Regions from separate parts of the Homo sapiens genome. Here regions 1 and 2 are each linked to region 3. Evidence: chromatin contacts called from ENCODE Hi-C or POLR2A ChIA-PET data. All regions are on one chromosome and are shown on one strand. Each heading gives the region's core, a stretch centred on a gene start or an enhancer-like site at or near the end of the contact. The rest is flanking DNA. Distances are from core to core; before and after follow the strand shown.

What was found. A loop is a pair of places that touch in the nucleus more often than their neighbours do. ChIA-PET counts read pairs that join two places held with the same protein, here RNA polymerase II (POLR2A). Pooled maps may share reads with other maps.
Region 1: a map of heart right ventricle shows a loop between it and region 3 (1.9-fold over the local background). The contact joins the enhancer-like site here to the promoter of RAB23 in region 3. A Hi-C loop is called at or near these places in 8 of 168 maps with a recorded cell type or tissue (CD8-positive, alpha-beta T cell, HepG2, K562 and 3 more), 6 of 37 single-sample maps with no recorded cell type and 8 of 50 pooled maps. POLR2A ChIA-PET finds 5 or more read pairs at or near these places in 8 of 52 experiments (CD8-positive, alpha-beta memory T cell, GM12878, HEK293 and 4 more).
Region 2: a map of CD8-positive, alpha-beta T cell shows a loop between it and region 3 (13-fold over the local background). The contact joins the promoter of PRIM2 here to the promoter of RAB23 in region 3. A Hi-C loop is called at or near these places in 37 of 168 maps with a recorded cell type or tissue (B cell, CD4-positive, alpha-beta T cell, CD4-positive, alpha-beta memory T cell and 28 more), 18 of 37 single-sample maps with no recorded cell type and 40 of 50 pooled maps. POLR2A ChIA-PET finds 5 or more read pairs at or near these places in 14 of 52 experiments (A549, AG04449, AG04450 and 9 more).

Annotation. Positions count from the first base shown.
Region 1 is chr6:57,105,629-57,110,146 of GRCh38, reverse strand. The region is part of intron 3 of ZNF451 (zinc finger protein 451); the gene reads right to left. Among named protein-coding and RNA genes, the nearest start is that of ZNF451, 18 kb to the right of the region's middle. Within about 2 kb of position 1,331, at least 2 of the 41 ENCODE cell types and tissues checked have a DNase peak (open chromatin) inside an H3K27ac peak, as active enhancers do; they include GM12878 and OCI-LY7, where a contact is called at or near this core.
Region 2 is chr6:57,314,307-57,319,009 of GRCh38, reverse strand. It overlaps PRIM2 (DNA primase subunit 2), which reads right to left and starts at 1,380. Exons shown (of 14, transcript NM_000947.5): 1 at 1,309-1,380; 2 at 411-573. The coding sequence starts at 564. RefSeq lists a silencer at 2,246-2,295.
Region 3 is chr6:57,219,570-57,223,810 of GRCh38, reverse strand. RAB23 (RAB23, member RAS oncogene family) reads left to right here and starts at 1,504. Exons shown (of 7, transcript NM_016277.5): 1 at 1,504-2,085. It also overlaps a transcript of PRIM2 not described here. RefSeq lists a silencer at 1,801-2,150.

The DNA of each region.
Region 1 (4,518 bases), core at 82-2,581, 110 kb after region 3:
TCTGGCTCCTGTTTCTCCACCAGGCCAACTAACTCTTGCCTAATCATCCTCCAAAACTCAGCTCACACACTTGGTAAGAAAAGCTTTTCCTCACCCCTCTATATGGCTTTTCTTATTCCATCACCACAGGCATTCTTCCAAAAAGGACATCTGCTCTTATACTTTAGTGGTATTTATTTCTCTGGAGAATATACCATCTCTTATTAACCCTCAGTATTCTCAGACCTTTCTCAATACCTGCCTGCACATAGCAGGTACTGAAAAAGATGTCTGACAAACTAAAAGACTGTTTTCAACACAGATATGAAATAACAAAATACCATCTATCAAAAATTGTATACACATACATATACACTCTAACTCCTCATTCTACATTCTCTTATTTTATTATTATGAGCATTTCTTAGCTTGTACTTGAGAAAAGAGACTATTTTACTTTAAATATATCTTTTAATGACTTAGTACACTGTTAGGCTTGTAAGACAGCCTTAAAAAATCATAAAGGGGAACATGATCACATGGCATGAAATGAACATTTACATGCTGTTAAATAACATTTTAAAATGTATGTATCTATAGCCAATACCATAGAATACCATATCCAATATGAATAGAAACAGCACAATTACTTCAAAAAGGAAATCTGCATCAGGCTTTAGTGTGTTGTCAAAGTACTTTCGGATATTACCTCATTTGAGAGTAAGAAAACTGAGGCTCAGAAAACAAGTGACTTGCTAATGCTGAGGGTCAAGGTCTTTGGAATTCAAATACCATGTGCTTTGCACCATTCCTTTTTCCTTCCATTAAACCAATATCCTCAAAATGCCAGTTAAAAAAAAAAAATGTGTGTATATGAAACAAAATGAATGTAATAAACAACATTGAACAAAGAAAAAACTCAAGCAATACGATTAACATAATCAGTGCTGAAAATGAATGGAAACAGAAACCAATGACTACGAATCAAGAATAATCTTAGTCCAGCAGTGAAATCTCAATGGGAGAACTAAGAGGATAGGGTTCCTGATGTGACAAGTGAAATAATCAGGAATTAGTTAATAGCTAAGACATCAAATACTAGTGGGGTGACAGTAAAGCCATAAAGGAAGTTCAGAAAATGAAAAGATTTGTGTATGTAAAATTAGTTTACCATAGAAGTAAAACTTGAATGGGGCTTTGAAAAACACATGGAGGCAGCCTAGTATAATGCTGAATTGAGACTGGAAAAAGTCCATATTTAAAGCTCAGTTCCACCACCTGAGCAAGTTGCTTAATGACTTAATGAAGTTTCAGTTCTTCTTCTGCAAAATAAGAATGAATTTCTCTCAAGAGTGCCTTGCAATCAGCACAGAGCCTGTACTACAGACTATACAAATGTAGATTCTTTCTTCTACTGCCTTCCCAGGCAGGAAGATGACAATTAAACACACGGATATTAACATGCTTCCAAGACCTGTCAGAATATATAGAAGCTGTTCCAAGCCATTAAAGAAAGATCAATACACAGGCCGTTCTGTCCCAAGAATCTAAATGAGACTACTTATATAACTATATTCTACTGAAGGCAAAAAGGAACGGGCTGCATACCTAACAGTAGTTAGATGTAAATTAAATATGTAAAAAAAAATGAATTGAAAACTGTGTTTAGTGACTTGGGGAAACGTTTTTATTTCATCATCCACATCACTGTTACCTCACCAATCAAAAGAGGTATTAAGGGACCACAACATATAGTTATTTAACACATTACTACATTTATAAATCAAGGTAGTGTGAAACACAGCCATCACAAATAAAAGTAGAGTTAACAAGAGGTCTAACTGTAGCCCTTAACAGTAAATGCTGTGATAGAGCCACTCTTACGGGTAATGAAAGAAAACAGTACTATGATAGCTCATGGAGCAAAGATAGCATATGAAAGTTAGTCTTACAAAAGGACTACTAACTGAACACAATTCTTGAAGCACTTAAGGTCAAAGTAGAATTTTTTAAAATATCACCAAATACAGGCCGGGCACTGTGGCTCACGCCTGTAATCCCAGCACTTTGGGAGGCCAAGGTAGGTGGATCACAAGGTTCAGGAGATTGAGACCACCTGGACTAACACGGTGAAACCCCATCTCTACTAAAAATACAAAAAATTCGCCGGGTGTGGTGGCGGGCGCCTGTAGTCCCAGCTACTCAGGAGGCTTAGGCAGGAGAATGGCGTGAACCCGGGAGGCAGAGCTTGCAGTGAGCCGTGATCTCACCACTGTACTCCAGCCTGGGTGACAGAGCAAGACTCCGTCTCAAAAAAAAAAAAAAAAAATCATCAAATATAAACTATTTACTTTCACGTTACCAAAGGAATATACTCAGGAATACTAGAAAACAGTACAACTTGAGAGATCTCCAAAGTCCTAAAAGAAAATACAGACAGCCTGAGAATTCTTATTGAATTCTTGACAAGGTACCACAAAACCCAACAGACCATTTGAAATAGGTTACCTCAACCAGTAAAGCCCTTAACATCTACGGAAAACGGGTTAACTTTAAGATATATCAGAGCTGTATTATAATAAATCCATGGGGATGGGCTTCAAAATTTTTATAAGATACATATGACCATAAACTATATATAATAAACTTGTGTGAACATGTAGAAATGAGAAAATACTACTACCATTAAACAAGGTAGCACTAAAAGTTGATTTAAGTTCAAAAATCAAAGTAGTTTGAGATATTGGACTGGCTATATTTTTTTTAAAAGGGACATTAGAAGAAACTAGAATATCTCTTCTAATAATGCTTTAAAGACATGGTATTTAAATATACAAATACAAAGCCACATCAAAATCCTGTCTAGTATACACTGATAGAATAAAAATATCATCTACATCAAAGCGATTATGGGAAGATCAGACATCCTTTCAGAAAGAGGTGTTGAATACAGGAGAAGAAAAGATCAATACATAGAATAACTGATATGCTAACAACATCAAAAGGACATGGTTGGACTATGACCACTTCCAGATATATCCCACAGGAAGCAAACAAAATTTCCAGTAATAAGTTATCTCAATGGTACCAAACACTAGTAAAGTTTTCATTATAACAAAAAACAAGTAAATGAAAAGACAAAGAAGTAAAAAATATTCCACTAATAAGAGAAGATTTAATAAAACAATATTCTGTTCATCCAGGAAGGGAAATTTCATAAAATAATATTTTAATGGTTTATAAAACTCAATATATCTGGAAAAATAATAAAAAGATTTGCATTCAATACAATAATCACCAGTTTACTGATAACTTCCACTTATATATTTTCTTAAGTAAAAAATAAAGACTGGTTTGTGTATCTACTATGATAAACCACACAGAATCGATCTAGTCTATTGAATCACATGCATAAGATGCATACAGATGAGACAATCAATTATTGGACTAGCCACTAACATTAAATACAGAATGATAGATTCCAAAAGACAAGAGAACCTAAACAGTGCGAGACTGTGGCAAAATATGCCTCACATAAAAAAAAAAAAAAAAAAAATTTCACAGCCAGGCGCGGTGGCTCACGCCTATAATCCCAGCACTTTGGGAGGCCAAGGCGGGCGGATCACTTGAGGTCAGGAGTTTGAGACCAGCCTGACCAACATGGAGAGACCCCGTCTCTACTAAAAATACAAAATTAGCAGGTCATGGTGACACATGCCTGTAATCCCAGCTACTCGGGAGGCTGAGACAGAATTGCTTGAACCCGGGAGGTGGCGGTTGCAGTCAGCCAAGATCGTGCCATTGCACTCCAGCCTGGGCAACAAGAGCGAAACTGTCTCAAAAAAAAAAAAAAAAAAAAGATTTCACTTATTGCAATCTTTAAACTACTTCTACAAAGATCTAATCCATAATTTCAAACCTTCATCAGAATCCCAGTCAACTAGTTATATCTTCAAGAATAATGAATGTCATGTCCATCCACATCAGTATCCAATTTTACCAGACAAAGGGATTCCGGAATGTGTCTTTTTCAACCTCCTTGTTTACAGTACCTGAGAGGTTATCCTGGATGTATCAGGTCCTTAAGGACATTATCAATCAGGTCACTTAGGTAGCACTCAGTAAATTATTAGTGTAGTACTAATATAGAATACTAAATACTGTCCAAGTAGCCTGAAAGAGTTTATGCTCCCTTCAAAATGTCATTTTGAGGGCTAAGTAAATAAATGGAATTATACTGATTGATAAAGAAGCTGCCACACGGTTTAAAAAAAAAAGTTTAAATGTAATTATACTGATAAGGAAGCTGTCATTCATTCTTTTAAAAAAAGATAAAAGTGTCAGCAAATTTACTGCTTTTTAAAAATGTCCTTGCTTATTCTAACCAAGTAAACACATCCACTTATCAAATATAAGTTGTGTTATCATGGCTAAGAACAAGGTTAGATACGAGACAATCAGAAAACCTAGAGCATATCTATAGAAAACAAAGCTGCCTTAAGGCCCCCCAAAATTAGCCACTCACTAATAACAAAAAGG
Region 2 (4,703 bases), core at 131-2,630, 95 kb before region 3:
CTCATTTAATAAGACTAAGTCAGTCACTCCCACTTCTTTGTTTCAACAGCACTACCATTTACTTCTACTAGAGCAGTTAAAATACTGAATTATGACTATTATTTTGGATGTCTGTCTCCATGTACTAGAATAAAACTTCAACAAAAAATAACATTATTCATCTCAAAATCCCTGCCACCTAGAACATAATGGCACTCAATAATATGCATTGTACAATAAATAAATGAATGAGTACCAAACCCTCAACAAATATTTGTTGAATGGATTGCTGAATGAAGGATATGAATTACCTCAATAAATACTTGTTGAATGGATTGCTGAATGAAGGAAATGAATTACCTTCATTCATTCTCACAAAGGGTAAGTGAGCTTCTCAAGAATATATACATTCTAATTTAAATAGTACTTACATTTAACTCTATCAATAGCCAAGTTTTCAAATTCTATTAAAGATATGTTTTCAGAAGGTGGCTGCAAGTAAAACTGAAGGCAATGAGGGTAGGAAGCATTCCTCTGGTCACCTGCCAACCTCAGCTTCCTCCACTTTCTTCCAGAAAACTCCATCTTGGTCACCTTAGAAGGAAGTACACAAAAAGCGTAAAATGATGGAAAACAAAGTTGGGGGAAAAAAAAGAAAAAACACGAAAAAATAATTCCACAAACACAGAAAAAAAATGGATTTGAGGGCATGCACAAAATGTTAGCAGTGGCAATTCCTGGGTGATGTCCTTCTCTCGTTTCCAGATTTTCTACAATACACCTATAATAATTTTGTAATGGGGGTGGGAGAGGCGCTAGAGCAGATGCAGGTGGTGATCCTAATTTTCAGCAACATGAAAGTCAGGTGATGTTGCCTGCTCATTATAGGCCTGTGTGTCACTGTTCTTGGATCTTTACGATCCCAAGAGTTAACATAAGGTTTTACGTGGTCTGCAATCCTGAACTTAGAGGAAAGTGCTGTAGGTTCTGGCTAAATGAGGGTCTTACTTGATGGACTGGGTCCAGTTACTCACTTCCTCTGTTATGACTCTGGGAAACAGAGCAACTGTCTTTCGGAACTCCTTTTCGGGAGCATCCACAAGTGCCTTACAAAAGTTCCATCCCCAACACCCCTCCTCACTCCACTGGCAAACCTATCTCTCCCCAACTCCTCCCTGGTACCTGGGTGTCTGCCCCAAACAACCAACCCGCCAAGTCTGTCCTTCTGCTACTGCTGCCTGCAAAGTGATCCATCTCTCCTTTCTCTCGACTTGCAAGCCTTAATAACAGGATTGCTCTCTGTCCTAAATTCGCGGAAGTTTCCCCTACCTGCAAGAATTCAAACTCGGGAAAACACAAACGGTGGCAGCCACTGTTCCCGGGTGGCGGGAGAGTTCATATGAAACCGGAAGAGGAAGTGACTAGCACAGAAGGCCAGCCCTGCCCCACCTCCCCTTGGCGGGTAGGAGGGGGTTTGGCCTGAGGCTCTGGGCATGCTCAGTGGAGCGCGTCTGGGAATTCAAGGTGTTCCGTCCACCTTGGCAGCTTTAAAGTGTTTGGATGTCAGTGTTTTGGGGATTTTTTTTCCAAATTTTAAGATGCATTTCCTGTATGTGGAGTCGGTAGCTTTAACGGTTGAAACTGGGGTGCTGAATGCTAGTGGCGAAAACTCCCACACGCCGAAAATTGAACCAATGTAACTTCGTCTGGGGACACTAACAAATATTCCCTATATTGAGGAAAATATGGCGCTTTAACCCTCAGGGCTGGCACTCATCACTTTCAATCTGGGGAGGAATGAGGAAAAAAGGCATTAGGATCTTTTTTGCACCTAGCTCACTATTAGGGGCTCTTTTTTTTCCGCTCGTTTAATCTTTCAGCGACCTATAAGGTCCTATAAGATCGTATTACCCCCATTTGGCAGATGAGAAAACAAGTTACAAGATCCTCGTTAGTTTGCCCGTCTACATACAATACATATTTTGAATTTCGTATTGGGCGGCAAGCCCCTACTGGCAGGTTCCACGTTCAATTCGCTCCCCGCTCTCCGGCAATGCCTCGCACAGAGGAAGCGCGCAGCTGAATTATCTGTGGAATGAACTAGAATGAATGAAAGAAGGCACATTCGCAGGAATCGCTCTGCAATCTACAGGAATTAGAAGAACCCAGCCTCGGAGGGAAGGTAGGGTGGAAGAAGATGAAGCACTGGAAATCACGCGGACGTGCCGCTTACTTTCCAGATGTCCGACTGCAGACTCACAAGCGGGGCGTCAGAGCCACCACACCAGTTCTCCGCTGTCTGTAAGATTTTCGAGAACTGGAAATTAACTTCACTCGTGGCCTCTAGGAGGCGTGCCTCGCTTACAAATGTGCTGGAATGAGGCTCCGGTATAGGTAGTCCTTAGGAGATCAAATGAATGCTTTGAAATGTTCACGTTTTTAGAAATGCAAAGTACATTGAAACAATATCAAGCTTCAAAGCATCTACCCAGCCTGGACTAAACTGTGGCTGGCACTGACTTTATATCAGGACCTGTTCTAAGTGGTTTACATATCAACTCATTTTATTATCATAACCACATAAGATAGGTTATTCCCCCCGACCCACCACCAATACCCGAGACAGAGTCTTGTTCTGTCGCCCAGGCTGGAGTGCAGTGGAGCGATCTTGGCTCACTGCAACCTCCGCCTCCGGGATTCAAGCGATTCTCCTGCCTCAGCCTCCCAAATAGCTGGGATTACAGGCGCCTGGCTAATTTTTGTATTTTTAGTAAAGATGGGGTTTCACCATGTTGGCAAGCTGGTCTCGAACTCCTGACCTCGTGATCCGCCCACCTCGGCCTCCCAAAGGTTATTATATTAAACGTATTTTCTAGATACGGAAACTGAAGAACAGAGAAGTTAAATGAAGTCAAAAGGACACAAAATGTCAGAGCCATGTTCAAACCCAGAGAAACTCTCCAGGCCCCACTGTGCTAACGATCTCACTACACCAATTCCAGTAATATGACAGCAGAGCTTCACCTCATTTCTTCCTCTCTGTATTAAATACATAATACAAATACGTAATACAAATACATCACGTGGTCCAAAGAAGACACCTGAAAGCATATAAACTGCCTGAAAAAACCTGCATCACAGACCATAAGAATATTTACATGAATATCTTATCTCTGGATAGCAAACAAATTTAAATATTATAAATTACAAAGAAAAAAGATATAAAGACTTGACCATAAAAAGTATAAAATTATGCATGTAAAAAATTCACAGAAGTATTTTGCACTCATCAAACTAGAGAAAGGTCTACCAAAAGTATAACATCGAAAAGGTTAATGCCATCAGGATACAAAGAAGTTAACTCATTAGGAAAAAAATCCTAAGACACAAACAGAAAAATAGGACAAGAAGAAGAAGAGGTAACTCATAGAAAAAATAACTACTGTTAAATATGAAAAATGTTTTTATCACTAGAGGCAAAGAAATTTTCTCCTGCAAAATTGTCAAGGATTTTATAATGAAACTACTCAGTGTTGCCACCTGTTTTGCTCCTCATTTAAACCCCTGAGGCTCTTCATGACTCCCATATGGTGTAGTTCTTTAAATAATTATAGCCCTCTACTACAGAAGTTCTTTATCTTTTGGAAGATCAAGATTAAGAACTTCTGTAGTAGAGGGATGTTAATTAGGTCTATGAACCACTGGACAATGTGATGAAAGCTCTCTTCAGAAAAATGCACCTACACACACATCTATACTATTTCAAGAGGTTCAAGATCACCATATGTGGCTAGTTAAGAATTCCAGCACTACTAGGTTTTAAGCTTTCTTTGGATGAGCCCTTTTGTTCATCTCTGTGATCCCCAAAGTACTTCCTACAATATCTGCCCAATTAAAAGACGAAGTAGCCAGTGTCATTTCATGACCAGCTCAGAGAAAACTGGAAATATATGTTCATGCTTAACATACCAATATCTTACTATGTCACATAATAGCTGCCTTTTCATCATATTAAAAACTGATTTTAAGCCCCGGGGAACAAAATACCCTGTGTTGGTCAGCTATTCCAGCATTTTTATTGTTTCCTAATGCCACAGTTTTGGTCACTACCTCACTGTGAAGGGTGTTTTTCTGAATCCAGAGGCAATTGCAATATAAATCCGCATATCACGGTAGCAATAATGCACAATAATGTTATACATTTCAGCAGCCATGTTCAGTAAATCACTGTGAGCTCTTTCATGTATTCACTTCATCTACAAAAAATTGATTGACACAATGCTCAGCCCTGGCAACCAAGATTCTTGTAAATACAGACATTGACCTCACAATCATGGGAAGGAAAACATACATAAACATGTAAGTTTTACTTCCACTGAACCATAGCATCTCAAAAACAGGGATGACTGTTTCATTCATTTCTGTGACCCCAGTGCCTGGCACTCCATGGGCCCTCAATAAATACTTATGAAACTGAATTGTTTTTGTTTTTTCTTTGGTTTTGTTTTGTTTTTTGAGACGAAGTCTCGCTCTGTTGCCCAGGCTGGAGTGCAGTAGCATGATCTCGGCTCATTGCAACCTCCAACTCCTGGGTTCAGGCAATTCTCCTACCTCAGCCTCCCGAGTAGCTGGGATTACAGGCGCCTGCCACCATGCCCAGCTATTTTTTTGCTTTTTTAGTAGAGACGGGGTTTCACCACGTTGGCCAGGCTGGTCTCAGACTC
Region 3 (4,241 bases), core at 255-2,754:
TTCTGCTTTGTTTATAATCATCATTTTAATGAGTGTGAAGTTGTATCTCATGGTTTTGAGTTGCATTTCCCTCATGATTAGTGACCTTGAGTCTCTTTTCATGTGCTCATCGGCCATTTGTATACCTTCTTTGGAGAAATGTCTATTCAAGTCATTTGCCAACTTTTTAATTGTTTTTTTTCTTTTCTCAGAAAGGGCATCAGTACGTTACTCAAGTTTAAGAGATACTGCCAACCAAATCCTAGAGATAAATCTGTTAGCTACTTGATATTAAATTTCTTACAAATACTATTGCTATTATAGGTAAAATAATCTCCACTAATTTTTAAAATTATTAAGTGTGAATTATAATTCACATACAGAAAAATGTGCATAAGAGTACAGCTTGAATTTTCACAAATGGACACGCATTTATAACTAGCGCCAAAATCAACGGAGAGAACCTCACTAGAAGGAAGCCCCTCTTCCAGTTGCTAACTGGAAGCCCCTCTTCTAGTCGCTAACTCCTTCCAGTCACTATCCCCTGCCCACCAAGGTAACCATTATGCTAACTTTGAGCCTCTTAGTTCTTCTGTTTTTGTAGTTTATAGAAATGGACTTATGCCATGTGTACTTTTGTTGTCTTTTTATGCTGGGCATTAGGTTTCCCCAGTTGATTCACGTTATTGCCTGTAATTGCAGATGCTTTTTTGCGTTGCTGTATAGTGTTTCATTATATGAACTCTGTGTAATTTCATTAATTTATTCTATTGTTGATGGTCTTTTGGGTTATTCTCATTAAGGAATTATTACAATAAATGCAGCTACGAACATTCTGATACCTGCCTGTCCGTGCACCCTAAGTATTCGTTTCTCTTTGCTCTATATGCAGGCGTGGAACTGCGGGGCCATAGGGTATGCACCTTTTGCAGACAGTCCCAAACTGTTTTTCAAAGGAGTTGTTCCAGTTTACATTCCAGCAGCAAAGTAGAAGAATGCAGTTACTCTACATCCTGGCCAACACTTGGTATTTTCCATCTTTTTTTTCTATTCTATTTTATTTTGAAATATAAAAACAACTGAAGCAAAGTTGAGATTGCTTTTGCGGAACCTTTTCGTTTTTGGTTCGCTTCTCTGAATAATTAACCATCTCAGGCTTCTATTTTGTCCTGCAGGCTGTGTGAGTGCGTTTTCGACTTTGCTCGACATTTTTTTGCTCACTTGGCCACTTAAGATGTCATCTGGTCAAGAAAATAAGGTAGGTGTCCGAAGCGGGGCAAGCCCTTTGAGGACACTGGAAGTGTGATAACTCTGTAGGCGAAACTCATGCGGACCGTCATTGGCCGATTTCTCTTTTCTAGAGTTCACGATCTAGGAGATCCTGCTCGTCTCTGATCTCCCCACTGCCCTCCCGGGCTCCCTTGGAGGCGCCTGGAAAGCTGAGCCGCCGCCAGCCACCCGCCAGAACAGGGGCGGGGCAGGGCCGCGGGTCCGCACAGAGCATGCGCAGACGAAGCACGGCGCATGCTCCGCAGCGCGGCGGGTCCACAGATGAGGGGAGTCGAGACTCCCGCGCCCCACCACCCCCGGCGGAGCTGCTGCTGAGCCACTCAATCTGAGCCCTGGCTACTAATAAAGTTCGTTTAAAAATCATAATCATTCTTAAGAGAGCGAAAGAGGGTGCGAACTAGCCGCTCGGCCCCGCAGGGAGAGCTGGCGCGTCGGGAGGAGACAGCGGCGGCAGCGGTTGCGCCGCGACCAGGAGGAGCCGGTGGCGCCGGGCGGCGGGTCCGCGGCCGGTGGGGGACGGTGAGTAGCGGCTCGCGCTGCGGTGCAGCGGCGCTGCACTCACTCGCCCTCTCCAGGGGCTGGGGGTTCGTCCGGCTCCACTGGGGAAGACTCAGCTTCTCCCCGGGGTCCCGGGTTGTGCCTTACTCTCCGGAGTGGGCAGGGGTATCGAGGGCAGGGGCCTCCCGGCCCGGCTCCCCCATCCCCCGGTTCGGACCGCCGAGCGCCGGCTCTCCCCTCCCTGAGCACCGATCCCAAGTTCCAGCTAGAGAAGGTGGGCGGCAGCGCCAGCCCGGCGCCCCCTCCCAGCTCCCAGCGGTGGGTACCTGGAATTGCCTGGTGGGCGGGAAAGAGGGGTGGAGCGAGGGCGGCGCTGCGTCCCCAGTCTGGCCGAACGTTCGGCTTTTTGCCTGCCCCAAGTCCCGACTGGGGAAGGGGCGACCCGGGCTGGGCCAGACACCAGTAAGGGCGTGAAGTGCTCAGGTTAGGTTTGATGGCGAAGAGAGTCCTCAGCTCCACCCTGGCATTTAGACTCCTCCCTGCAGTGCGACCACTCTTTACCCGCGACCCCACCCTTCCCTAGTTTCTTGTTCATAGAGTGCTGGAATATGAATGAGCCAAATTGTGCTGTTCCATTGACACTGGTTGCTACAGAATTAACTTTACTCGGAGATCCGAGGAGCCATCGGCAGTTCCCAGGAGTAAGAACCTGAGAGCGTGTGAGAGTAAGAACTTCATTATCAGGAGCTAGTGAAGTGGCAGTAGGGTCTGAAAAGGGCTGTTAACTTCTCTAGGTTTTTATGTATCTCCTAACATCTAGGTAATTTCATTGACCCTAAGAAGTTTTTCAGTATTTTTACAAATATAACCTGTACTTCTACTTAAATAAAGGCTGTTATGAGAAAACAACCTTTTGATTAGTGAGTTAACTCACCCTTTGCTTCTCTAATTTATTAGACCGCATTAGCAAAATGTTAAAAGTTTTGGGGAAAGGGTATTTATATAAAGTATTATTGTCGAGGTTTTTAATTGTACTCAGAAGTATGCTTATTTCTAGGAACGTAATTGTTTTGATCTAGTGCTTTAAGTCTATAGTTTCTGAAAAGCAAGAGTCCGACTGCCTGTTAAAATTTAATTTGGCTTTTTTCTTTAAATTTATTTTAAGGAAATTAATTTATTATTTTAAAAAGTGTATGGTAAAATTGATTTTTTTTCGATGTACAGTTCTGCGAATTTTAGACTCATGTAACCACCACTACAGTAAGGATGTAGAACAAATCTATCGCTCCCCCGCCACAGAAAAAAAACCTAATGTGATCCCATTATATCATACTCCTTACCCCTGGCAATTACTAATCTTTTCTAGAAATGAAATCATAACAGTTAGTAATCTTTCGATGTTAGCTTTTTTTCACTCAGCATAATGCCTTTAAGATTTCTCCAAGTTGTTTCATGTATGGATAATTTCTTTTTTTATTGCTGAGTACTATTTTATTATGTGGATATGCCACAGTCTGTTTCAACATCTGCCCATGGAAGGACATTGAGGTTGTTTTCAGTTTTCTGTGATTATGAATCAATCTGCTATAAATACCATGTACAGGTTTTTGCATGGACATGTTTTCATTTCTCTAGGGTATTGCTAGGAGTGGATTGCAGGGTCATATGGTAAATGTATGTTTAACTTTTAAAAAACTGTTAAACTGTTTTCTGGAGTATCTGTGTCATTTTGCATTCCCACAAGCAACATGTGAGAGTTCTAGTTGCTCCACATACTCCCAGCATTTGATAGTGTCAGTTTTTTTAAATTTAGCCATTCTAATAGGTGTGTAGTGGTATCTCCTTGTGGTTTTAATGTGCCTTTAACTAATGGCTAAAGATGTACATGTTTTCATGTGTTCATTTGCCACATGGAGTCGTTGGTGAGGTATCTGGCAAAGTCTCTTGCCCATTTTTAAATTGGGCTGTTTTCTTATGTTGAGTTTTGAAGGCTCTTTATATGTTTTGGATACAAATTATATGTTAGATACGTGTTTTTCAGGTATTTTCTTCCAGTCTGTCTTTCTCTTCATTCTAACAGTGTCTTTCAGACAGCAATGTTTTTAATTTTGGTGAAGTCCAGTATCAGTTTTTCCTTTTATGGGTCATCTGGTGTCATGTCTAAAAACTCTGCCTAACAGGTCAAGATTTTCTCCTTCTAAAAATTGTTTTATAAAAGTGTTCCATTTAGATCTGTGATCCATTTGAGTTAATTGTATAAGGTGTGAAGGTTTACTTTTTTGCATATGGATGTCCAGTTGTTCCGTCACTATTTGTTGAAAAGACTGTCTTCTCTCCATTGAATTGCTTTTGCACCTTTGTTAAAAATCAATTGTCTTTATTTGTGAGGGTCTATTTTGGGCCTGTTTTGTTCCACTGATTTACTTAGCTTTCCCTTTGCCAGTATTACACTTTGTTAATTTAGCATTATAATG